Regions from separate parts of the Homo sapiens genome. Here all the other regions are linked to region 3. The links are chromatin loops, found by intact Hi-C in ENCODE. Cell type or tissue: mammary epithelial cell. All regions are shown on one strand. Each heading gives the region's core, and the rest is flanking DNA. Links, peaks and the distances in the headings are about the cores only. Region 1 has its middle 22 kb from the start of LINC01702. Region 2 overlaps SLC35D1 (solute carrier family 35 member D1). Region 3 has its middle 14 kb from the start of C1orf141.

Evidence for each region. Peaks named below come from ENCODE experiments on the same cell type or tissue, not always from the same donor. Only the 100,000 strongest peaks of a DNase experiment are listed, where the experiment ranks them.
Region 1: a loop joins it to region 3, with 5 times the contacts of the local background. A loop is called at or near these places in 11 of 110 quality-filtered maps.
Region 2: a loop joins it to region 3, with 17 times the contacts of the local background. A loop is called at or near these places in 99 of 110 quality-filtered maps.

The regions. Positions count from the first base shown.
Region 1 is chr1:67,496,479-67,505,027 of GRCh38, forward strand. No RefSeq gene overlaps it. Among named protein-coding and RNA genes, the nearest start is that of LINC01702, 22 kb to the right of the region's middle. RefSeq lists an enhancer at 3,808-4,311. In mammary epithelial cell, for the core only: a CTCF peak has its summit at 4,152 (motif pointing left); a DNase peak (open chromatin) is centred at 4,133.
Region 2 is chr1:66,991,748-67,000,296 of GRCh38, forward strand. SLC35D1 (solute carrier family 35 member D1) reads right to left here. Exons shown (of 12, transcript NM_015139.3): 12 at 7,603-8,549. Among named protein-coding and RNA genes, the nearest start is that of SLC35D1, 58 kb to the right of the region's middle. In mammary epithelial cell, for the core only: a CTCF peak has its summit at 4,483 (motif pointing right); a DNase peak (open chromatin) is centred at 4,494.
Region 3 is chr1:67,145,129-67,153,677 of GRCh38, forward strand. It overlaps a transcript of IL23R not described here. Among named protein-coding and RNA genes, the nearest start is that of C1orf141, 14 kb to the left of the region's middle. In mammary epithelial cell, for the core only: a CTCF peak has its summit at 4,215 (motif pointing left); DNase peaks (open chromatin) are centred at 1,603 and 4,193; H3K27ac peaks cover 1,502 bases.

The DNA of each region.
Region 1 (8,549 bases), core at 428-8,427, 350 kb after region 3:
TTTCCTGCCACTGACCGTCCTTTCTTCTGCCACTGGAGCCATGACCTTGCTCTGTTTCGCAAGATAGGACTCTTTTTTTTTTTTCTTTGAGACAGAGTCTCACTCTGTCGCCAAGGCTGGAGTGCAGTGGCATAATCTCGGCTCACTGCAATCGCAATCTCCATCTCCCAGGTGCAAGCGATTCTCTTGCCTCAGCCTCCTAAGTAGCTGGGACTACAGGCATGCGCCACCATGCCTGGCTAATTTTTGTATTTTTAGTAGAGATGGGGTTTCACCATGTTGGCCAGGCTGGCCTTGAGCTTCTGACCTCAAGTGATCTGCCCGCCTTGGCCTCCCAAAGTGCTGGGATTACAGGCATAAGCCACCTCGCCTGGCCTAAAGTTAGATTTAATTCATTAATTTCACAAATATGTATTGAGTGTTAACTATGTATGAGCTATTGGACTAGGTTCTGGGAATTTGATGGTATGTAAAACAGTCCTTGCCCATATTGAGCTCATTATCTAATATGAGAGAAATACGTTAAACAAACTAATTTTTTTGTAAGAAGAATTTATTTTTTAACAGCATCTTTTTCCATCCTTTTTAAGAGATAGAAACCGTTCTTCTGTGCTCCTTACAAAGAGTTTTATCTTGGTTCCTAATAAAAGCATATATATTTCATCCACATGGCCTTAATCTTGAGAACAGGAATTTGTCTTCTTCATTTTTTTTTTTTTTTTTTGAGATGGAGTCTCGCTCTGTCGCCCAGGCTGGAGTGCAGTGGCGCCATCTCAGCTCACTGCAAGCTCTGCCTCCCAGGCTCATGCCATTCTCCTGCCTCAGCCTCCCGAGTAGCTGGGACTACAGGGGGCATGCTGCCACGCCCGGCTAATTTTTTTGTATTTTTAGTAGAGACGGGGTTTCACTGTGTTAGCCAGGATGGTCTCGATTTCCTGACCTCACGATCTACCCACTTCGGCCTCCCAAAGTGCTGGGATTACAGGCGTGAACCACCGCGCCCAGGTGTCTTCTTCATTTTTTTACCCATGAATGCATTAAGGTAATGTTTACGTACTTTAGAATCAATTAAAAAATCATCAAGTACTAAACAATCACCCAAAATAAATATCTAGTTATGAAGTATGATGGGTGTTGTGAAGAGGACCCTAAGTCACCTGGTGGTAAATGCCATAATAATGGCTAATAATAATAGTCACAGGCACTTGGCAAGTGATCACTGTGCAGCTGTCATCATGCTTCATGTAGATTATCTCATTTAATCTTCAAAGCAATTGGATGAATATTATCTCCACGTAGGGACATATGTCTGACTGCTAAACTTGTACAGCTCATGGTGGGTGGATTTTGACTTTCATCTTTTGGCATTAATGACTGTGTTAGACTGAATAATGTCCCTCCACTCTGTCCACCACCCAGTTCCACATCCTAATTCCTGGAGCCTCTGATATGTTATAATACATAGCAAATGGACTTTGAAGATGTAATTAAGTTGAGGACCTTGAGATGGGGAGATTACCCTGGATTAGTAAGGTGGGTCCAGTGTAATCACAGGGGTCCTTATAAGAGGAAGGCAGCTGAGTCAGAGAAAGAGGGAGAGGTGAGGATGGAAGGGAAGCAGAGGTTGGAGTGATGCACTTTGCAGATGGAGGAAGGGGCCATATGCTAAGAAATGCAGGAGGACTCTAGAAGCCAGAAGAGACAAGGAAATTGATTCTCCCCTAGAGCTTCCATATGAAATATAGCTCTGCCAACAGCTTGACTGTGGCCCCCAAGAACCATATCCATCTTCTGACCTCCAGAACGATAAGATGAATTTGTGATGTAAAGCCATTAAGTTTGTGGCATTTTGTTACAGTGGGAATAAGAAACTGACAAAGCAACTTTTTTGGGGACCTATCTGGCAACAGCTGGATGAAAAGCACCACATCAGAACACCAGGTTTTGTGTAGGAGGGCAAACCCCGTTTGAGAATCGTGTAAAAGATCTCCAGGCTGGGCGCTGTGGCTCATGCTTGTAATCCCAACACTTTGGGAGGCCGAGGTGGGTGGATCATTTGAGGTCAGGAGTTCGAGAACAGCCTGGCCAACATGGTTAAACCCTGTCTCTACTAAAAATACAAAAATTAGCCAGGTGTGGTGGTGCACACCTGCAATCCTAGCTATGCGGGAGGCTGAGACAGAAGAATCGCTTGCACCTGGGGGGTGGAGGTTGCGGTGAGCCAAGATCATGCCACTGCACTCCAGCCTGGGCAAAAGAGCAAGACTCTGGCAATAAAATAAAATAAAATAAAATAAAATAAAAAATCTCCAGCAAGGGGCATGAGTCTGAAAGCAAAAGGAGAATGGGAGGAGATGGGACAGAAGGTGTTGCGAGTGAAGGGACAAGTGGAACCAAACCCATCAGGCCCATGAGGCCCCCGTATGGGCCTGAGTGTGAATGAAGCCTGGAAGTTTGGGCTACAATCAGATCATGGAGCCTGACCTTCAGGCATGTCAGCCTCATTGACCAGGCACTGAAGAATCATTTGAGGGTTTTGAGGAGGACAGTAACTTAATCATGCAGTATTTTATAAAAATTATAGTATCTTCGCAAATTGAGGTGGTGAGATGACAGGGGCAAGGAAACCAGTTCTGAGGCTTTTTCTGAAGTCTGACCGATGTAATCCAAGTCTGAAGCAGGCTGGTGGCAGTGAGAAGGGAGCGGGGGAGAGTCTCCCTTCTATAAATCACACTAAGATAAAAGTTATTTATTTTTATTTTTATTTTTTTGAGACAGAGTCTTGCTCTGTTGCCTAGGCTGGAGTGCAGTGGTGCGATCTTGGCTTACTGCAACCTCTGCCTCCCAGATTCAAGCAATTCTCCTGCCTCATCCTCCTGGGTAGCTGGGATTACAGGCGCCTGCCACCAAGCCCAGCTAATTTTTGTATTTTTAGTAGAGACAGGGTTTCACCATGTTGGCCAGGCTGGTCTTGAACTCCTGATCTCCAGTGATCCGCCTGCCTCAGCCTCCCAAAGTGCTGGGATTACAGGGGTAAGCCACCATCCCTGGCTGAAAGGTTTTTTGTTGTTGCTGAGAGAGTCTCACTCTGACTCCCAGGCTGAAGTGCAGTGGTATGATCATGGCTCACTGCAGCCTCAATTTCCCAGGCTTAAGGGATCCTCCTGCCAAGGTCTACCAAAGTGCTGGGATTAGAGGTGTGAGGCATCACGCCTAGCCTAGATAGACGTTCTCGTACACAGCAGTTCTTCAAGTATGTCCCGGAGTGGTGTCCTTGAGATACTTTCAGGGAATTCTCAAGATTTAACTATTTTTTACTCTTACTCTCTCAGAGTACATAGTGGAGTTTTTCAGAGGTTACCTGACTTGTGAAATTGATAGGGACTCACTGCAAAAGGAAAATTCAGGTCTTTTCTTTCTTTCTTTTTTTCTTTTTTTTGAGATGGAGTCTCACTCTGTCGCCCAGGCTGGAGTGCTGTGGTGCCATCTCGGCTCACTGCAAGCTCCGCCTCCCGGGTTCAAGCGATTCTCCTGCCTCAGCCTTCTGAGTAGCTGGGATTACAGGCACGTGCCGCCACGCCAATTTTTGTATTTTTAGTAAAGACGGGGTTTCACCATATTGGTCAGGCTGATCTCGAACTCCTGACCTCGTGATCCACCTGCCTTGGCCTCCGAAAGTGCTCGGATTACAGGCGTGAGCCACCGCCCCTGGCTTAGGTCTTTTCTATTAAGACACACATTAAAGGGATTTGTAAAAAATGCATTTTTGGGGGGTTTTGGAAATTTTTTTTTTTGCAAAAATACTATTTATGCTAATATTTAATTATTTATTGTTGCTATTTTTAAATGGGTATATGTTTTAAACATTTCTCATTATTAATTTCTAATATGGTAAATATCTATATAACCCATATAAACAATAGCTCTTTGGGATCCTCAATAATAAGAGTATAAAAGAGTCACGAGACCAAAAAGTGTGATACCTACTGTTGGACATAAGTGCATTCACCTGCTGGATGGCGTAAGGGCTGAAGGCTTTTCCCCATGCCCCGCGAAAAGCAATCAGCCAGCCATCCTCACTCGCCCTGGAGGCCACGTAGCCGTGGCGCGTCCCAGGCTCGAGCTCCCTGGCCTGTGCTCAGAGCGCCCTCTACAGGCCAAGAGTGGATCCCACACCATTCTTGCTTGAATCTACTGCTCTGGCTGAACTTTTAGCCCAGGGGGAGTTTGAAGTTCGCGGCTGCCTGGCGCCTTGGAACAGGCGATAGGCAGCATCTACAAGCTTCATTTTCACAGGTGGGGGCTGCGGAATGGGGAAGCATCGTGCTGCAGTGACGAAACCACTAAACTGACCTGAATCTTGGTCCTGGCTCAGTCCACAACTAGGGTGGGGTCCCCTGACCTCCCTGGGTTTCAATTACTCAGGAGGAAACAACCCACAATGAACTAGCCACAAAGATCCTTCTGGCTCTAGCAGCCTATGATTCTAGGTGCTAATTGTCCCCACGTCTTACCTAGAGAAGGGGCTTAGTTCCCTGGCTACTGCCTTTCAGAGCTATCTTTGCTTTCGAGGTTTGGCTCAATAAGAATCTGACTTCAGGATGGGTCTTTGCAGTTATGGAGCTCATGGATTTTGTTCTTTAGCAAGTGCATTTTAAAACACCTTCTCAACACTTCATCGATTTATAAAGCAAATCATAAGAAGCTGGCATTGGCTCAAGCTCTGGGCCAATATATGCATTTTCTTATTTGAGCCACACCACAACCCTATTACCATTATTCCCACTTTACAGAGAGAAAAACAGAGGTCCAAGGAACTTAAGTAACTTGCCAAGATCCCAGAGCAACTGTATAGCAGAACGGGAATTCAAAACCAAGCAGTCTGGTTCCACACCCACAACACTATACCTAGCCCGGATAATAAGAGTTTGCATTTTTTAAGGTTTGCTGTGTCCCTGGAGATTTACATACATTATCTCATTCAATACAGCAATTCTACAAAGTAGGTATTATTATCTCAGGTGTTTTTTTTGTTTGTTTTTAGACGAAGCCTAGCTCTGTCGCCCAGGTTGGAGTGCAGTGGCTCGAGCTTGGCTCACTGCAACCTCTGCCTCCCGGGTTCAAACGATTTTTCTATCTCAGCCTCCTGAGTAGCTGGGACTACAGGTGCCGGTCACCACGCCCGGCTAATTTTTTGTATTTTTAGTACAGACAGGGTTTCACCATGTTGACCAGGCTGGTCTCGAACTCCTGACCTCGTGATCCAACTGCCTCAGCCTGCTAAAGTGCTGGGATTACAGGCGTGAGCCACCATGCCCAGCCTATTATCTCAGTTTTACAAGGAGGACACTTATTCTCACCCAGCTACTGAGTAGAATACTGATTTGAGATTTGACCTCTGGGACTGCAAAGCCTGTGCTGTTCATTATTATTCAGCACCATCTCTGTGCCAGGAAAAGATGAAGAACACCAACTGGGTCTTCAAGAAGCTTATATTATAATCTCCTTATGAGATAATAATGGTGACTGACATTTACTGAGAACTGTTCTAAGCCTTTACACATATGAACTCATTGAATCCTCACAATAACCCAATGAGATACAGATAATTACTATCCCAGTTTGCAAATGAAGAAATCATGGTACAAGGCAGGTGGGGTGCTAAGTAAATCACCTGAAATCCTACATTTGGTAAATGTTAGAGTTGGGATTCAAACCCAGGAAGCCTGGCTCTAATACTTGAGTTTTTAACCACTACATTATGCAAAGAGCAAATAGTTCCTGCAGAGACACAGAGGTCATTGACCAACTGAAAGAAGCTGTCTTCAACAGCTGAAAGAAGCAAGCCTGGTCTGCAGAAAGATCTCAATGTGGGAAGGAAGGTGTCGACCCCTCAGCCCCATTCCTTTTCAGTCCTGGTGTTCCAGCTGCCTATGAGACTGCTACATTTGAAAATTATTCCTTCTCAGCTGGGCATGGTGGCTCATGCCTATAATCCCAGTTCTTTAGGAGGCTGAGGTGGGTGGGTGGGTGGATTGCTTGTGCCAAGGAATTCAGGCTGGGCAACATGGCAAAACCCTGTCTGTACAAAAAATACAAAAAATTAGCCAAGTGTGGTGGCACGCACCTGTAGTCCCAGCTACTCAGAGTCTGAGGTGGAAGGATCACTTGAGCCCAGGAGGTCAAGGCTGCAGTGAGCCATGGTTGTGCCACTGCATGCTAGCCTGGACAGCAGAGCAAGATGCTCTCTCAAAAAAAGAAAAAAGAAAATTGTGCTTTTTCAAGTCTACATGCTAAAAGTGGAATTCAACACATTTCCCCCAATAGTTCTCTAAATGTCTCTTCCTTTCCAATAATGTCATTGTTCTCTCACACTAACAGGACTCAACTCTGATTGATACTTTGTTGGTGCTGAAAGATTCTGAGATGTTGTCCTGTCCAGCATCAGCAAGAAATGGTGATATGATCAATTCATTAATATTTCTGTCACTGTAATAGAAGGAAATGGCAGCCTTGCCATGAGTCTGCTATTTCTGGAGTGGGCTTTGTCCTAAGAAGTGTTAAGGAACTGGGTTCTGAGAACATGTGCTGACAGGTGCCAATATGAGTGAACAGCCAGTGAGGGCCATAGCTGAGAACATGGCTCTTCTTGCTGAGGCAGGTGCTGAGTCAAACTAGCCAGGCTAAGAGAAAATTCTGGATCAGAGGCATCAGTTTGGGGAACTAAACTAAGCTTACCAAGCTGGGGGAAGATGGCAGGGCCAAAGAGGAAAGACAGAACTCATGATTTCTTGGTCAGAAAGCCACGGCAGAAAAGCCTCAAGTCCGAGATGAGATAAGGCAAGGTCCAACCAGGTGCATTAGCTGGGATTTTTCTTGAGCTGTTGAGCTCTCTTCTCAAGAAATACAAAGCAATGGTGTCCTTTAACTGGGTAAGTTAGGGTTCTGGAATAAGCTCTCATGTGAATGAAATCATCCAGGGATAGTGAGTAGAAGAGAAGAGGTCAGTTGGGACTTAAATTTGCAAGTAGCAGTCCCATGTTGAGTGAGCCTGAACACAATGGGAAACTTGAAATGAGGATGGAGCTGTGACTGTCTTTTGGAGGCCAAGGGTGGGAATGTCATGGGCCATTAAAAGGCCGGGCAACTGAAACGTTGTGCCAGGGATTCTCACTGTCTCCTGTCTCTGCTTCTCTACACTTGTATGCATTGTTCTGTTCTCTCCCTGACAGCTTCCTTCACTTCTTAGCCTAACTTGATAGAATGAGGCTGCCTCTGGCTCCTAGCTTCTCATGCCATAGTTCCACCCAAAGAGCTTAACAAGATGTTGGGTCGTAGTTCCTAATTTTAAGGAGCAAGAATCTGACTGGCCCATCTTTGGTCAGTTGTCCACCCTGGGTCAATCTGCTAAGGCCAGGAAGGCAGTGCCAACATAACCTGTTAAAGGCTCATTCTCGTGGATATGGGAGAAGGAGAAGGATATTCCCAGGAAGAGGGATTAAGAGTTGGCCTGCAGGCCAGGAAAATACCCTAAATGTTATCTATTACAGGATCTAAAGATGGAGAACTGGAAAACACCAACATTCATTGGATGTCAGAGAGCAGAACCATAGAAAAAGACAAAGAATGTTTCTCCAGGGAATCAGGAGGAAAACTAACAGAAAAAATCATGGGTACTAAGAGAAAAAATCACGGGTACTAAGAGAAAAAATCACGGGTACTAAGAGAAAAGAGAGCTTATTTAAAGAAGAGAGGAGACATAAATGGTCAAATGCTATGGAGCAGTCAAAAAGAATGAACAGTATGAGAGACAATTTGATTACAGCAAATTAGTGCAAACTTTTTAGAAAACACATTAAGAAGAAAGTTGATGAGGAAATCAGATTTCTGTAGGTTAAAGAATGAGGTTGGTTGTATTTTTATAGGTAAATATAAAAATGTTAGTTTTAGTTGTGCTGTCAACTTTGGAAAAAGAATTCACCTATGCTATGTTAACCTGGCATTATTCAGAATTTAACATAGGCTTAGAAACAGTAAACTTTTTTCTCTGATCTTTACTGGGGTAATATGCTGTATTAAATATGTAAGATCTTATCTACACAGTTTAGATTACAGAAACTAAGACATAATCTCAAAACAATGTTAAAAAGGGGAGAAAAATAATTCAAAAGGCCAAGAAACATATGAAAATGTGCTTAACCTTACTTGTAACCACAGAAGTGTGACTAAAAACCACAAGGTAACACAACTATATGCCCATCAGATTCACCAAAATTAAAAAGTCTGAAAATTCCAAGAGTAGCAAAATATGAAACAATGGGGACAATTCTCAAAAACTGCCCATGGGGGCGCAGTGACTCACGCTTGTAATCCCAGCACTTTGGGAGGCCGAGGCGGGCAGATCACGAGGTCAGGAAATCGAGACCATCCTGGCTAACACGGTGTAACCCCGTCTCTACTAAAAAAATACAAAAAATTAGCCAGGCATAGTGGCGGGCGCCTGTAGTCCCAGCTCCTTGGGAGGCTGAGGCAGGAGAATGGCGTGAACC
Region 2 (8,549 bases), core at 331-8,330, 150 kb before region 3:
TAAAATATTATTTTATTCAGAATCCTCCCAATCAAAATATTTACAGCTTTTTTTTTTATATCATACCACCTTTTTCCATACCCACTCATCCAAATTCAGCCACGTTTCAAGATTTCTCCTCTTCATCTGGCCGTTACTGTATAATCTGTGGTAAGCAAAACCTCTAAACTGGCCATCTGTAAAATAAGGATGATACCAATGTGCCAGTAGGTCTGTTGAGATTATAAATGGGATACCTTAAAGGGAAAATATTTTGTCCCTAGAGAGTGCTGGCTAATGATCAGGTAGGTAATAGTACAGGTCTACAATCCCTTATCCAAAACCCTTGTGACTAGCGGTATTTCAAAACACATCACAGCACATTCTCGAACAAACCTATGGCTGGATATATGGCCACAATAAAATGTATTGACATGAATTTCAGGTCAGATTTTGTAGCCAAATTCGACAAGAAAAAGCTTGGTTTTCAGAGCCCTGTGGATTTCAGAACTGCAAACTTGTAGTGGCTTTCAAATTTTTGCTGGTGCTCACTTGGCAGCTGGTCCCAACTGCCTTTACTTTCTACATAACTGGCAGAGACAAATTAGCAGGTGCACTCTAACCTGTATAGCAGCAACAACAGAACCTTGCACACTCTGAGCCTTCTGCAGAGCAACCGGAAGCCTATAAATGAAGCCGGTGAGTGAGAATAGGCTGCCAAAGCCCAGATGCGGTCCTTCTGGAATCTCTCACTCAATCCTCTTGTCTTACAGAAGGGAAAATCCAAGGCAGAAAATGGAAAAATGACTTGTCCGAGGTTCAACAACTTTAGACTGAGCTGCTTTGACAATGTCGGATGCCTGTATCCTTTTCCTTCATGGCACTGAATGGCTCACACGTATTCATGGCTAGAGCCATGGGCTTAACCCTTGTCCAGTCAATCCCGATGGCCAGAAAAGTAGGATACTATTAGCTACGCTTTACCCAACTTGTCTTTGCGGTTAGGCAGGTAGGTCTTCATCATAAGATGGCAGCACCCTTTGGGTTTATTTGGCTACAACAGTTGGGGAAGATGCATTCCCTCAAAAGGAAAATAGGCTGGTCACAGAGAAAGACTATTAGGCAGATAAAACAAGTCTATTGCAAATATTATCTACCATTGTTAAGTGATTGCTATTAAAAGCACAGCACTAATTATAAAACAATCTTCACAACGTTATTTTCCCCAATTTACAAATAAAACTGAGCTACCTTGAGAAGTTGTAAGACTTGCTCTTTCCAATGATCTGGATTTTACCTATTTTTCTAAGTCAGGTCTTTGTGTTTAGGGAAGATGTGTGTTGTAGAATAGAAAACATGTTGCTTGCAAACAATCTTTCTCCTAGCTTTTTCCCACAACTCTGAACTCTAGAAAAGAGAAATTCCCCCAGCTGGAAAAAAGACGTTAGTAGGCTCTGAGAATGGCAGGAATGTGAGCTTCATTCTCTAGAAAGACATCAGAGGAATAACTACATGGAGTACAAAACAGGTTGGACTCTACGCACTGGAACTTCCAGTAGTAGAAACTATTACCAGGGCAAAGTTTGCAATTTGTTGTACCATCTGCCTTCAAAGGACACCTTAGAGTTGGTCACTAAGGAGTTCAGCAGTGACCATGATGGACTGAAGACAAGAGTCCCTCTTGTATCTTCTGCGCACAGGCAATTCTCCTGGATCTTGTGTAACCTTAGCAAAGAACTGGGACTGAATTTCCCGGTAGGTGGCAAGATGGGGACTCAGATATATTTTGATATAAAATAATATGTACTGTGACATTTCTTTCACCCTCAAACATCATATACTTTACTGCTTGTTCTAGGAAGCTCCATGACCTCAGAGAAAAAGATAGGCTTTACAGAAAGGCAAATTTATATTCTAAGCAAAGACTGTCTCACAAATACCACTGTCCAACAATGAAACTTTCCCATGCTTGTTTCACCTCTAAAACAACACTAGGACTAACTTTAAAGGATTGTTTAGAGGATTAAAATGTGTCAATACACAAGGTGCTAAAAAAAAATGTGTAGCATGTAAAAATGGCTCAATAAATGTATTTTTACTGTGGTATAGCAGGCACTCTGTTTCTTGCTACACTTCAAATATTACCTTTTTGGAAAACTCTTGGAAACATAAGTTAGTCACCTCAAAGACGTTCCTCCTGCTTTTATACTCGGAAAGCATTGAGGTTAGGTGAAAGTACACCATTATGTTTTGTAAGTGAAAATAATTGGATCAAAACTTACTGGCTTACCTAAAATGCAGGACAATCAGCATTCTTGTAGATCAAAATCAGCTTTAAAAACATTTAGGTTTGCAAGCATGCATGCTTAGATGTTCATTAGGTCATGGGATGGCCATGTCCAGCACTGGACTCTCAGCCCTAGCACAGGTGGGCCATGAGCCCTTCGGGAAAGGTTCCGTTCACCTGACGACTCCGGTGAGATGATTAGTTTCACCGTCAGTGTCACATGGCCATCTTAAGTCTACTTTGTCACTATTAGCGCTGCAGCACCCTGAGAACTGCCAGTTTGATCCAGAGAGAAGCTGAACTCATAATTCTGATGGCTGATGAAAACAATAAGATATTAAGAAATCCAGGCCAGGCACAGTGGCTCATGCCTGTAATCCTAGCAGTCTGGGAGGCCGAGGCGGGTGATCACTTGAGGTCAGGAGTTCGAGACCAGCCTGGCCAACATGATGAAACCCTGTCTCTACTAAAAATACAAAAACTAGCCAGACGTGGTGGCACAAGCCTGTAGCCCCAGCTCCTCGGGAGGCTGAGGCAAGAGAATCACTTGAACTCGGGAGGCAGAGGTTGCAGTGAGCCGAGATCGCGCCACTGCACTCCAGCCTGGGCGACAGAGCGAGACTCTGTCTCAAAAAGAAAAAAAAAAGAAAAAAAATCCAAAGTGATAATGGGTGAAGTCTATTCAGCATCCTACAGTGGATTATTAAATTTTTAAATCTTAGTTGAGGAAACAGGTGTTTCAAATAATGTTCTGGAAACTATCAGGAAACCTGTTTTCAATATAGGCCTCAAGTTTTAATTAAGTATTTAAGGTGGTTTCTTGAAAATAATTAAATAAAATGCTTAATTAAAAAAATGTTCCCAAAGTTAAAATGGTCTCCTGAAGACACACATTTAGGCAAAAAAAGAAAAAAAAAAAAAAAGAAGAAACAACTTTAAAAAAAAGAGAAACAGTCTTATCACCTGTTAATTATAATTCCTAAAATAACTCAAATCCCTTTTCTTTTCTATGTAAAAAGAAACAACTGTACTTTAGGACCTCATCATTCTCACTAGCACAACAGCCTGCTCTATCTGATGCATTCACCTCCAGTTCTGCCCTTCCGTGATCCCCACCTGACAGTCATCCACGCAGCAATCCCAGTGATCCTGTCATAGTGCAAATCTCATCTGTAGTAGTTCAACTTAGTCACGCTGGTAGCCAGTGGGCTAAGTCTAGCTGGCAGATTTTTTGTTTTATTTCAATGCCTTTGAGCAGGTATGTACCCCAAGCCCCACCATTCACTCTAGGCATTCACACCTGGCCCCTGTGAGACATCTGAATTTGCCAACCTCTGACCTACAGTATACAATCCAAATACTGCAGCTGGTGTGATCTTTCTAAAACGCAAATGAGGCCATGCTTCTGCCCTGCTACGCTAAAAAAAAAAAAAAAAAAAAAAAAAAAAAAAAAAAAAAAAAAAAAAAAACAGACCAAAACCTCTGTCTTCATAGAGCTTGAAGTGCTATGGGGATGAAATAAGGGAGAGAAGAGAACATGGTGTGGTGAGGGCAGGGGAGCCTATTTCAGATAGGCTGGTCAAGGAAGACCCACAGAGATGAGGGGACGTACTATAACGAAAGATGCACTCCAATCAAGGAGTGGGACAGAGGCCCTAGAAGGTGGGTGGGCTGTCCCCGCCAGTATTTTCTCAGGCAAATCCTAGTTGTTTTTCAGGAATCAGCTCAAATGCCATTTCTCCAAGGAAACCTTTCCTACCATTCCCAGGTGGAATGAAATTCCTCCTCCCATACATTCATATGCATATCTCAGCTATACTTTCATAATTCTGTCATCATTTGTGAACATTGTCCTCAAAAATATTCACCGAAAAAAATTATCTGAAGGATAAATAGGCAGATATGATAAAGCACTCTTGATGAAACCCTCCTATTTCTTTCTCTAACAACGAGGGATGGTATATGAAATATATTCTTCAGAAAGAAAGGGGTTTTGAAATCAAAGTCCAGGTTTACATTTCTCATGTGAGTGAAGTTGGACAAATTCCTTAGCCTGGCTAAAGCCACCATTTATGCACCAGTAAAGTGCTGGAAGGACCAAATATGAGAAGGCACATTTTAGCCCGAACCCAGTGAAAACACATAGTCGGCCCTCAGTAAATACTGCTTTTCCTTCCTCTTAAACTGCTTTCCATCATTTAGCTGCCAAAAGCAGGTGTTGCCACAAGAGGGCACTTTTAGCACAGCTGGAAAAGCATAGCTGCTTTGCCTTCTCAGATTAAACCAGCCACCATCTCATGCTTAAGCTTTAAATCCACAGTGGGTGAACAATGAATGAAAAATAACATTTGACAAGTATAGAGCGGTGATGAGTTTGGTACTGCCAAGTCTATTACAGACAGACTTAAGAGAAACGAGAACCTAGCATGGTGGCGAAGAGCAAGGGTGTTTGAAGTCAGACTGATGGGGGTTTGAATGCGGGTTCCCTGACCACACCGGGCAAGTGTGCCTCTCTGAGCTTCACCTGTAGATGCCAGGCCTCTAGTAGAGGATGGGTGCTGGCCCCAGTGAACTCAGTCTGGCTTGATGGATGGATGAACCAATGTATACATAGGCCCCAAGTGATGAGAACTGTAGGAAAGAAGAATTGAAGTTACCTGGTAAATGCTGACCCACTGTGGGTACACAATGGCACTAGCTCTGTGCTTTCTCCTCTGAGCAGTGCATCATCTATAGCGTTGCCCAATACTGACAGCCTATGCTTCAAGGAAGCCAAGTGAGACAAGAAGCTATCAAAAAGATGAATTCTAACTTCAACAAATTAGAAAAAAATCAGACTCTAAGAGGGTTTTTTAAAGTTGATTAAAACACATGTGTTAAGGACAATCTCTTCAACAAATGGTGTTGGGAAAATGAAATATCCACATGCAAAAGAATGAAGTTGGACCCTTACTTTACAACATATACAGAAATTCACTCAAAATGTATTCAAGATCTAAATTTAAGACGTAAAATTATAAAACTCACATTGGATTTGGCAGCATATCTTGGATATGCCACCAAAAGCACAGGCAACAAGAGTAGAAGTAAATAACTGGACTACATACAAATTTAGAACTTTGCTGTGCATCAAAGTCAATGGATATAATCAAAGGAGTGAAAAGGTAACCTGTGGAATGACAGAAAGTATTTGCAAATAACATATCTGATAAAGGGGCTGGGCACAGCACCTTACACCTGGAATCTTAGCATTTTGGGAGACCCAGGCAGGCAGATTGCTTGAGCCCAGGAGTTTGAGACCAGCCTGGACAGCAATAGCAAAACCCCGTCTCTACAAAAAAATTAGCTGGGTGTGGTGGTATGCACCTCTACTCCGCTACTCAGGAGGCTAGGGTAGGAGAATTTCTTGAGCCCAGGAAATTGAGGCTGCAGTGAGCTGTGATCATGCCACTGCACTCCAGCCTGGGTGACAGAGTGAGACCCTGTGTTAAAAAAAAAAAAAAAAAATATATATATATATATATAACCCCTTTAGATATAGATATATCTGTGTGTGTATATATATACACACACAGATATAGAGATGTATAAAGATGTATCTGTATATATATGCAGATACCCTATATCTAAAGGGGTTAAATATGTATTTACAACATATACAGAAATCAAAAATATATTCAAGATCTAAAGACATAAAATTACAAAATTCTTAGAAAACAGGAGGAAAGCTGTTAAATATATATATATCCTTAAATATATATATTAATTTAATAATATAAATATTGTTATTTATATATTATATGTTACTGTTAAAAAAATATATATATATCTCCTTAGACATATATATCTAAGGGGGTTAAAATCCAGAATATAAAGAATTCTTACAACTAAACATCACCTCAAGCATATGAAAAGATGCTCAACATCACTAATCATTAGGAAAATACAAATCAAAACCAGAACAAGATTATCATATCACATCCATTAGGACGGCTACAATCTGAAAAACAGAAAATAACAAGTGTTGGTGAGGATGTGGAGAAACTGGAACCCTTGTGCACTCTTGGTGGGATTCTAAAATGGGCCAGCCATAATGGAAAAGTCTAGTGGTTTCTCAAAAAAATTAGAATTACCATATGATACAGCAATTTCACTTCTGAGTATATACCCAAAAGAAAAGTAAGTGGGATCTTGGCTGGGCACAGTGGCTCATGCCTGTAATTCCAACACTTTGGGAGTCGGAGGCAGGTGGATCACCTGAGGTCAGGAGTTCGAGACCAGCCTGACCAACATGATGAAAACCCGTCTCTACTAAAAATATAAAAATTAGATGGGCGTGGTGGTGCATGCCTGTAATCCCAGTCACTCCAGAGGCTAAGGCAGGAGAATCGCTTGAACCCGGGAAGTAGATAGAGGTTGCAGTGAGCCAAGATGGTGCCACTGCACTCCAGCCTGGGCAACAAGAGTGAAACTCCGTCTAAAAAAACACACACAAAAAAGTGGGATCTTGAAAAGTATTTGTACACCCATGTTCATAGCAGGATTATTCACAATAGCCAAGAGGTAGAAGCAACCCAAGTACCCATCAACCAAAGGCTGGATAAACAAAATGGTACACATACAATGGAATATTATTCAGACTTAAGAAGGAAGGAAATTCTGACATATGTTACACAACATGGAATAACATCAAGGGCGTTATGCTATGTGAAATAAGCCAGCCACAAAAAGACAAATATGGTACGATTCCACTTATATAAAATACCTAGTGTAGTCAAATTCATAGAAACATAAAGAATGGTGGTTATCGATGACTGAGGTGAGGGGAAAATGGTGAGTTTCTGTTTAATGGGTATGGAGTTTTAATTTTGCAAGGAAATGTTCTGGAGATTGGTTGAACAACAATGTGAATATATGTAACACTACTAAACTGTATGCTTAAAAATGTCTAAGATGGTATATTTTATGTGTATTTTACCACAATCTTTTTCTTTAAAAAAGGTTTAATATGCTTCTCCCTCTGACACACCTTAATGTGCTTCCACCTCTGCTGAGTCTGCTTGTACCAAAATGCCTCTACTTGATGAGTAAAGCTACTCAGGAGCTTGGAAACCTGATAATGCAGTTGAAATACCCTGAAAACAGAAAGATTAGCACTTCCTTCCTTCTAATTTACCACAAGTATGCCACAAGACACTGGATATTCAGTCATACATACTATTCATAAAAGCATTTGTATATAAAACAGTATTTTCTACATATGGAGTCTCAATCACCTAACAGGATGCCAACCTCTAAAATATGGGCAGACTTCTGGCTCTGGATTAGTCTCTGTATGCAGTTACAAAGGAATTTTAATACTTGTTTTCAGGAAAAAGTATTTATTTTACACCATTACAAAAATATTTAGGCACATAATTTTCATGTTTATGTCACCTGATTTACATACCTCAATTCCTCAGTACCTTTTAACACTAAAAATGGTCATTTGGTAAATAGACTCTAAAATGAAAAAATACTGTGAGAAGCTAACACCTGTAGACAAAAATCAGTTGATCATCAGCATGAGAAAGAAAACATTTGTGAAAAAAATAATCTCTAAAAACATTTTTGTGAGACAATAAATCTAACCAGTAGATTTCTTTTTAAAAAGTATTTTTAAAGAACAAAGCTTTAAAAAAAAAAAAACTACAACACTGTAAACTATATCCTCATGCCATGAAGCAGCATCCTGAAAGTAAGACCTAGAAGACTGGCTTAGAAAACAGTAATGGTGCCAGGGACTCACAATATATGACAACTGAGACAGGCCTGGAAGCAGGGGCAGCATGGGGTCAAGTGCTTTCAATTCAGAGAGGGGAAAAGGAACGCTGGCCTTTCCAGGAGCCATCTAAAGGTAAAAACTGAGAAAGATTTAACTGAATTGACATTCTAAAATGTAACTATGTTTCTTTAAGATAGAAAATAATTTTCCTGGCCGGACATGTGGCACACACCTGTAATCCCAGCACTTTGGGAGGCTGAGACAGAAGGGTTACTTGAGGCCAGGAGTTTGAGACCAGTCTGGCAACAGAGTGAGACCCTGTCTTTACCAGAAAAAAAAAAAAAAAGGAAGAAACGAGCCAGGCGTAATGGCACATGCCTATAGTCGTAGCTACTTAGCAGGCTAAGGCAGGAGGATCACTTGAGCCTAGGAGTTTGAGACTGTGGTGAGCTGCTATGATTACGCCATTACACTCCAGCCTGGCTGGCGACAGAGCAAGACCTTCTTTCTTTTTTTTTT
Region 3 (8,549 bases), core at 430-8,429:
GAGGTCAGGGAGTTCAAGAACAGCCTGGCCAACATGCTGAAACCCCATTTCTACTTAAAATACAAAAAATTAGCCAGGCTTGGTGGCGGGCACCTGTAATTCCAGCTACTCAGGAGGCTGAGGCAGGAGGATCACTTGAACCCAGGAGACGGAGGCTGCAGTGAGCCCAAATTGTGCCACTGCCCTCCAGCCTGGGCAACAAGAGCAAAACCCTGTCTCAAATACGTACATAAAATATTGAATGTCTACCATACCCTAATATGGTAGGATGAATACTTAACACTAAGTATGAACTTAACACTAAGTATTTTGTGTAAATTAGCTAATTTAATTATCAAAAGAAGCCTGTTTTCTGTGCTCCTGTGCCCTCTTCCCACCTCTTTTCTGGTCCTCATACCATTGCATTGTTGCTGTTTGTTCCCATGTCTATGTTCATTTCAGTGACCATGTCATATTCACTTTAACATCTTCACTATTGTGCGGTGTTTGGCATACATTAGATAACTAAATATTTGTTGACCGAATTAATGAATATATAACTGAGTGAATAACATTTTAATAATAATATGTTTCCTGGATAGTCTACGGGGAAAACAGGATCATTAAAATAGTCACAAAACTGCATTCTCTGGCTGTGGTGGCTTGTTTACAAAATGGCCCCTAATGAACCATGCCTCCCAGTATCACATATTCTTGTAGAAACCATTCCCACATTGAATCTGGGGTAGCTCTGTGGTTGGTTTCAATCAATAGAATGTGGCAGAAGTGATATTTTGTAGTTTCTAAGGTTGGGCTTCAGGTGTCTACAGCTTCCAACTTCTCTCCTTTTGGGATATTTGTTTTTGGAAACCAACCAATATGCTGTGAGTAGCCCAAGGCACAGAGAAGCCATGTGGAGAAAAACTGAGGGTCAACAGCCCCAGCTGATTTCCCAGGTGCCAGTCAGCATGAACTCCCAGGCCTTTGAATGAGCCATCTTTAATATTCCAGACCATTTGAGTAACAGATGACTGCAGCCTCAGTCAACATCATGTAGGCCAAAAGAGCTTCTCAGCTGAGCCCAGTCAATTCCTCTCCTACTGTGGGTTCATGTGATCATGTCTTATGTGCATGCAATATCAAAAGTGATAATTTTGTGGACTTGTAAAGTCTTTGCCACTGCCACAGTGCCTGTCGATGTCTATGCTAATGCCGCTGGTACCTGATGTTGAGGGTGCAGATCTCTACACGGGTGTGGTCTCAGGTTACCACAGAACTGTTGTCATGAATACTGCTGATCTGTTGCCCTTTAGAGTCTCACAGAGATCACTGTGAAACAGCCTTTAATATTTACCCATATTTTTATTGAACCCCCTTCACTCTAGGACTCAGGCCTGAATTGATGGGGACTGGTCCAATAAATAATATAAAAGTGATAGACAGACAGACAGAAATAGTGCTACACCCATAATCCTTACTCCTTTTATCCTGGCCCATTATCTTTTAGGCATGCTTCTGTGCCATGGCATTCTCTTCCCTTGGATTCAAGTCTTTGCAAGAAAACTCCAAGGTATTTCATGTAATCAGATCCAAGAATATGAACCCTACCAGATCTTTAGACATGCCCAGAGAAGACCGAAACCAAGATGTTCAACATGTCCAGACAAGTAAATCTAAGACTAGAGACATTTATCAGTGCAGGATACCTCCCCTATCTTCACGATTATCTGCTAACAGCTATACCCTTCTTCTTGGAGAAATTGCTCTTCCCCCTTTCCAAGTAGTTGTGGTTGGACTGCTGGTTATAGAACATCACTCCACCCCGGTCCATAGGGATGGGCACATGATCTTGTTCTGGTCAATCATAGAACTTCAGTTCTCTAGGGAAAGGAATTGTTCTAACGGGTGAGTACAGGCCCCAAGACAGAACATTCAGAGTCCTTCTCTGAGATTTTTTTTTTCTAGGAAGGGACTCTTTCTTGAGTGAGAAGGTTGTAATCCTGGGCTTCCATGGGGCAAACACCTAGAGGAGACAATGAGGCCCAAAAGACTTAAGCAGATGAGAGGTGGATGTTGCAAGCAAGAGTGAGTGCTGGTTCTGTCAAGTCTGAAGTTTCTCTCCCTGACATACCTGAAGTTACCTGCTCCCCACAGAAATTCTGTCAGTTCCATAACAGGCCCCATTCTTCTTCCATTAATTCCCATTTTTTCACATAGTGAGTTTGAGTTGAATTTCTGTCAGTTACAATTAAAAAAACTTTGGACTATTGCAAATATAAGCACAATAGAAGGATAGAAATACTTTTTCTGGCTGGATGTGGTGGCTCACACCTGTAATCCCAGCACTTTGGGAGGCCGAGGCAGGTGTATCACCTGAGGTCGGGAGTTCGAGACCAGCCTGGCCAACATGGTGAAAGCCTGTCTCTATCAAAAACTACAAAAATTAGCCAGGCGTGTTGGCAGGCACCTGTAATCCCAGCTACTCAGGAGGCTGAGGCAGGATAATAGCTTAAACTTGGGAAGCAGAGGTTGCAGTGAGCCGAGATCATGCATGCCACTGCACTCCAGCCTGGGCGACAGAGCAGACTCTGTCAAAAAAAAAATAAAAAGATTGTAGGGGCTAACTAGTTCTCTCGTACTGCTCTCTCTAGCATTTTGGAACTGATAAAATCTACTAGCTACTTCATTTTACTGTGTTTGTATCCAATGTAATAATACTACATTGGATACCTATTACTTTGTTTACCCGACATCCCTTTGTTACTGGCGGGTCTTTGTTCTTAGAGCTCCCAAGATGGGGTAAGCCGCTTCCAAGATGGTGGCAAGCCTTTTGTTCTCTGACCTGGGGTTCTTGGCCTCATGGATTCTAAGGAATGGAACCTTGAGCCATGTGGTGAGTGTTATAGCTCTATTAGAAGCCGTGGGTCACGGAAGAGAACCGTGGAACCCAGCCACTAGTGTTCAGCTCGATTGGGATGAACCTGGGCACTTAGCCGTGAAGGAACAATGGCGAGCCTCTAGCCCGATCCGCAGCGGCGATGGGCGCCTCGCTGGGTCAGAAACGCAGTGTACACCCTGCCGGATCCAGAGGGGTGGAAGTCAGTGGTGGGTCTGCGACAACGGCAATCAGCAGTAGTGGACGGCGAGCGAAAGCTCAGCTCCAGCCAGAACAAACGTGGACCAGAAGAGTGTGCAGTTGCAAGATTTAATAGAGTGAAAACAGAGCTCCCATAGAAGGGGAGGGGACCCAAAGGGGGTTTCCCCTGCCCGCTCGAATTCCTGGGTTTATATCCCAATCATTGTCCCTCCCGCTATGCGCTCAGGCGATAGATGATTTGACTATTTCTTTACCTCCTGCTTTTAGCCTAATTGGTATTTTAGTGAGCCCTCTTTACTACCTGATGGGTCAGGTGTGAGCTGAGTTACAAGCCTCGTGTTTGAAGGTGGGTGTGGTCACCTTCCACAGCTAGGCTTAGGAATTCTTAGTCGGCCTAGGGAATCCAGCTAGTCCTGTCTCTCACTATCTTCTGAGAATTATTTCTCACATTAACCTTTTGTGGTAGATTAAAAGATTGGCGCTACCCTTCCTGCTTCCCTGTCCCCCACTTTAAACAATAGCTTCACTGTGGGCAGAAGGTATTTCTTTCCCCTTGACTTAGTGTCCAGTCATGTGACTTTCTTTGACCAATGGCTTGGTCAGGCAGTAGCAGCAGTGTTAGAACGGCTCTGAACCTAAACTTCAGAGGCTCTTGTGTTCCCTGTCTAGCTTAGGGGCCCAGGAGGAGTGAGATCTGGGTTCCTAAGACCCACTATTCCACTAGAATGGAGTACAGCCACTCTAGTCATCACTGCCTGGCAGGGCTGCCCTAGCCAACCGTCAGATCCGTGAAAATGAATGATAGTGGTGTTAAACCACTAGTTGGGGCACTTTGTTATAGAACATTGTAGTGATAATAACCTAACTGATATACCTCCCACCCCAGCCCACTCACTCCCAATCATAGGGTTCCCACACAATTTACCAGGTTCTTCTTACACTATCAGATCCTCTTTCCTGTCATCAGTTAGTCCAGAGGCTGAATGGGCCCCTGGGAGCTCTTCTCAGCATTTTGTACTTGGAGGGGGAGCATTGAGCACTCTTTCTTGTGGCAGAAAGTCTGAAGTGTGAGACCTGGGAGTTGTTAGCCTCGTTGGCCACCCCGTGGGGAAAGCAGATTTGCAGTGAGAAAGAAGTCAGGAGGCGGAGAGTGACACCTAGGGGCTTTTTAGAGTTCCTAGCTGCAGTTATTCCACACTTCAGCTTGAACCTCCGTGACCTGTCTCCGCTTCTCCTTGGCTCTTAATCGCATTTTGCTTCTCTTATTCCCCATTTTTTTCTGTTGTAATCTTTCTGAAGAACAGGACAGGGTCTCATTCACGTTTGTATTTCCCGAAGTACTCTATCAAGTGTCTTACATGTTATAGACACTCAATAAATACTTGTGGAATTAAAGTGGTCCCCCTGCCCAAATCCCTGAGTGAGAACTAGATCCTCCTCCTTTGTCTGAACATGTCCATATGTACTCTAAGCTACCTACTTTATACTGGAGGTTCATTTTTCAATCATTTCCCATAATTTGACTAAAATTAAATCCGTAAGTTGAAATTGGATGAATGACCCAGTAAGCTAGTTTTTTAAAGTTCAGAGTATTTGCTGTTGAAAAACCAACAAGTTGAATTTATTATCCTTTAGGTTAAGGTCTATTTTAGTCTCAAGATTCCATAGTTTCATGGTATATACAGTTAACTACTTTTCCAATCATAAATACAAAAATTTTCTGGTAACCCTCTTAAGGAGAGTTAGTCGAAAAATTGCTTTGGCTCTGAGTTGCTCAGCTGAAAAGAAAAAGAAATGCCTAGGTTTATTTTTCCTGATATCTTTACATAGGAATTTTCTGGGCTCAATCCTAGAACTTCTTTCCTTTTCTATCTATAGTCTATATCTAATTTCTTGGTAATCCCATTCATGCTTGTGGCTTTAAATTCCATCTATATGCAGGTGATACTCAAATTTATATATCCAGCTTGGTCTCTCCTCTGAATTCCAGGTTCATATGACCCAACCAATTCAACATCTTATCTAGATAACAGGCATTTCGAACTTTTTTTTTTTTTTTTTTTTTTTACTTTAAGTTCCAGGATAAATGTGCAGGATGTGCAGGTTCATTACATAGGTATACATTTGCCATGGTGGTTTGCTGCAACTATCAACCCGTCATCTAGATTTTAAGCCCTGCATGCATTAGGTATTTGTCCTAATGCTCTCCCTCCCCTTGCTCCCCACCTTCTGACAGGTCCCGGTGTGTGTTGTTCCCCTCCCTGTGTCCATGTGTTCTCATCGCTCAACTCCCACTTATGAGTGAGAACATGTGATGTTTGGTTTTCTGTTCTTGTGTTAGTTAGCTGAAAATGATGGCTTCCAGCTCCATCCATGTCCCTGCAAAGGACATGATCTTATTTTCTTTTATGGCTGCACGTTCTGCACATGTATCCTGGAACTTAAAGTAAAAAAAAAAAAAAAAAAAGGTTTGAAATGCCTGTTATCCAGATAGAGATGTTGAATCAGTTGGGTCATATGAACCTGGAATTCAGAGAAGAGATCAAGCTGGATATAGAAATTTGAGTGTCATCTCCATATAGATGGAATTTAAAGCCACAAAGTATTCCATGGTGTATATGTACCACATTTTCTTTATCCAGTCTATCATTGATGGGTATTTGGGTTGGTTCCATGTTTTGCTGTTATAAATAGTGCTGCAATAAACATATGTATGTGCACGTATCTTTGTAGTAGAATTATTTATATTCTTTTGAGTATCTACCTAGTAATGAGATGCTGGGTCAAATGGTATTTCTGGCTCTAGATCCTTGAGGAATCGCCACACTGTCTTCCGCGATGGTTGAACTAATTGACATTCTCACCAACAGTGTGAAAGCATTCCTATTTCTCCGCAGCCTCACCAGCATCTATTGTTTCTTGACTTTTTAATGATCACCATTCTGACTGGTGTGTAATGGTAACTCATTGTGGTTTTGATTTGCATTTCTCTGCAGATCAGTGGTGATGTGCTTTTTTTCATGTTTGTTGGCTGCATAAATGTCTTCTTTTGAGAAATGTCTGTTCATATGCTTTGACCACTTTTTGAGGGGGTTGGTTTTTTCTTGTAAATTTGTTTAAGTTCCTTGTAGATTCTGGATATTAGACCTTTGTCAGATGGGTAGATTGCAAAAATTTTCTCCCATTCTGTAGGTTGCCTGTTCACTCTGATGCTAGTTTCTTTTGCTGTGCAGAAGATCTTTAGTTTAATTAGATCCCATTTGTCAATTTTGGCTTTTGTTGCAATTGCTTTGGGTGTTTTCATCATGAAGTCTTTGCCCATGCCTATGTCCTGAATGGTATTGCCTAGGTTTTCTTCTAGGGTTTTTATGGTTTCAGGTTTTATATTTTAAGTCTTTAATCCATCTTGAGTTAATTTTCATATAAGGTGTAAGGAAAGGGTCCAGTTTCAATTTTCTGTATATGGCTAGCCAGCTTTTCCAGCATCATTTATTAAATAGGGAATCCTTTCCCCATTGCTTATTTTTGTCACGTTTGTCGAAGATCAGATGGTTGTAGATATGTGGTGTTGTTTCTGAGGTCTCTGTTCTGTTGCATTGGTCTGTATGTCTATATGTCTACTGTTTTTGTAGCAGTAGCATGCTGTTTTGGTTACTGCAGCCTTGTAGTGTAGTTTGAAGTCAGGTAGTGTGATGCCTCCAGCTTTCTTCTTTTTGCTTAGGATTGTCTTGGCTATACGGGCTCTTTTTTGGTTCCATATGAAATTTAAAGTAGATTTTTCTAATTCTGCGAAGAATGTAAATGGTAGTTGGATGGGAATAGGCTTGAATCTATAAATTACTTTGGGCACTATGGTTATTTTCACAATATTGATTCTTCCTATCCATGAGGATGGAATGTTTTTCCATTTGTTTGTGTTCTCTCTGATTTCCTTGAGCAGTGGTTTGCAGTTCTCCTTGAAGAGGTCCTTCATGTCCCTTGTAAGCTGTATTCCTAGGTATTTTATTACCTTTGCAGCATTTGTGAATGGGACTTCATTTATGATTTGGCTCTTTGCTTGTCTATTGTTGGTGTGTAGGAATGCTTGTGATTTTGATTGATTTTGTATCCTGAGACTGCTGAAGTTGATTATCAGCTTAAGGAGTTTTTGGGCAGAGACGATGGGGTTTTCTAAATATACAAACATGTCATCTGCAAACAGACAATTTGACTTCCTCTCTTCCTATTTGAATACTTTTATATCTTTCTCTTGCCTGATTTCCCTGGCCAGAACTTCCAATACTATGTTGAATTGGAGTGGTGAGAGGGCATCCTTGTCTTGTGCCAGTTTCCAAGGGAATGATTCCAGCTTTTACTCATTCAGTATGGTATTGGCTATGGGTTGTCATAAATAGCTCTTATTATTTTGAGATATTCCATCAATGCCTAGTTTATTGAGAGTTTTTAACATGAAGGGATGTTGAATTTTATCAAAGGCCTTTTCTGCGTCTATTGAGATAATCATGTGGTTCTTTTCATTGGTTCTGTTTATGTGATGCGTTACATTTATTGATTTGTGTATATTGAACCAGCCTAGCATCCCAGGGATGAAGCCAACTTGGTCGTGGTGGATAAGCTTTTTGATGTGCTCCTGGATTCGGTTTGCCAGTATTTAATTGAGGATTTTCGCATTGATGTTCATTAGGGATATTGGCCTGAGGTTTTCTTTTTTTGTTGTGTCTCTGCCAGGTTTTGGTATCAGGATGATGCTGGCCTCATAAAATAAGTTGCAGAGGAGTTCCTCCTTTTCAATTGTCTGGAGCAGTTTCAGAAGGAATGGTAGCAGCTCCTCTTTGTACTGCTGATAGAATTTGGCTGTGAATCCATCTGGTCCTGGGCTTTTTTTGGTTGGTAGCCTATTAGTTACTGCCTCAATTTCAGAACTTCTTGTTGGTCTATCCAGGGATTTGACTTCTTCCTAGTTTAGTTTTGGGAGGTGTATGTGTCAAGAAATGTATCCATTTCTTCTAGATTTTCTAGTTTATTTGCATAGAGGTGTTTATAGTATTCCCTGATGGTAGTTTGTATTTCTGTGGGGTCAGTGGTGATATCCCCTTTATCATTTTTTATTGTGTCTATTTGACTCTTCTCTCTTTTCTTCTTTATTACTCTGGCTAGCTAGCGGTCTATTTTGTTAATTTTTCAGAAAATCAGCTCCTGGATTCATCGATTTTTTGAAGGGTTTTTTGTGTCTCTATCTCCTTCAGTTCTGCTCTGATCTTAGTTATTTCTCGTCTTCTGCTAGCTTTTGAATTTGTTTGCTCTTGCTTCTCTGGTTCTTTTAATTGTGATGTTAAGGTGATGATTTGAGATCTTTCCAGCTTTGTGATGTTGGCATTTAGTCCTGTAAATTTCCCTCTAAACACTGGTTTAGCTGTGTCCCAGAGATTCTGGTACATTGTCTCTCTGTTCTCATTGCGTTCAAAGAACTTCT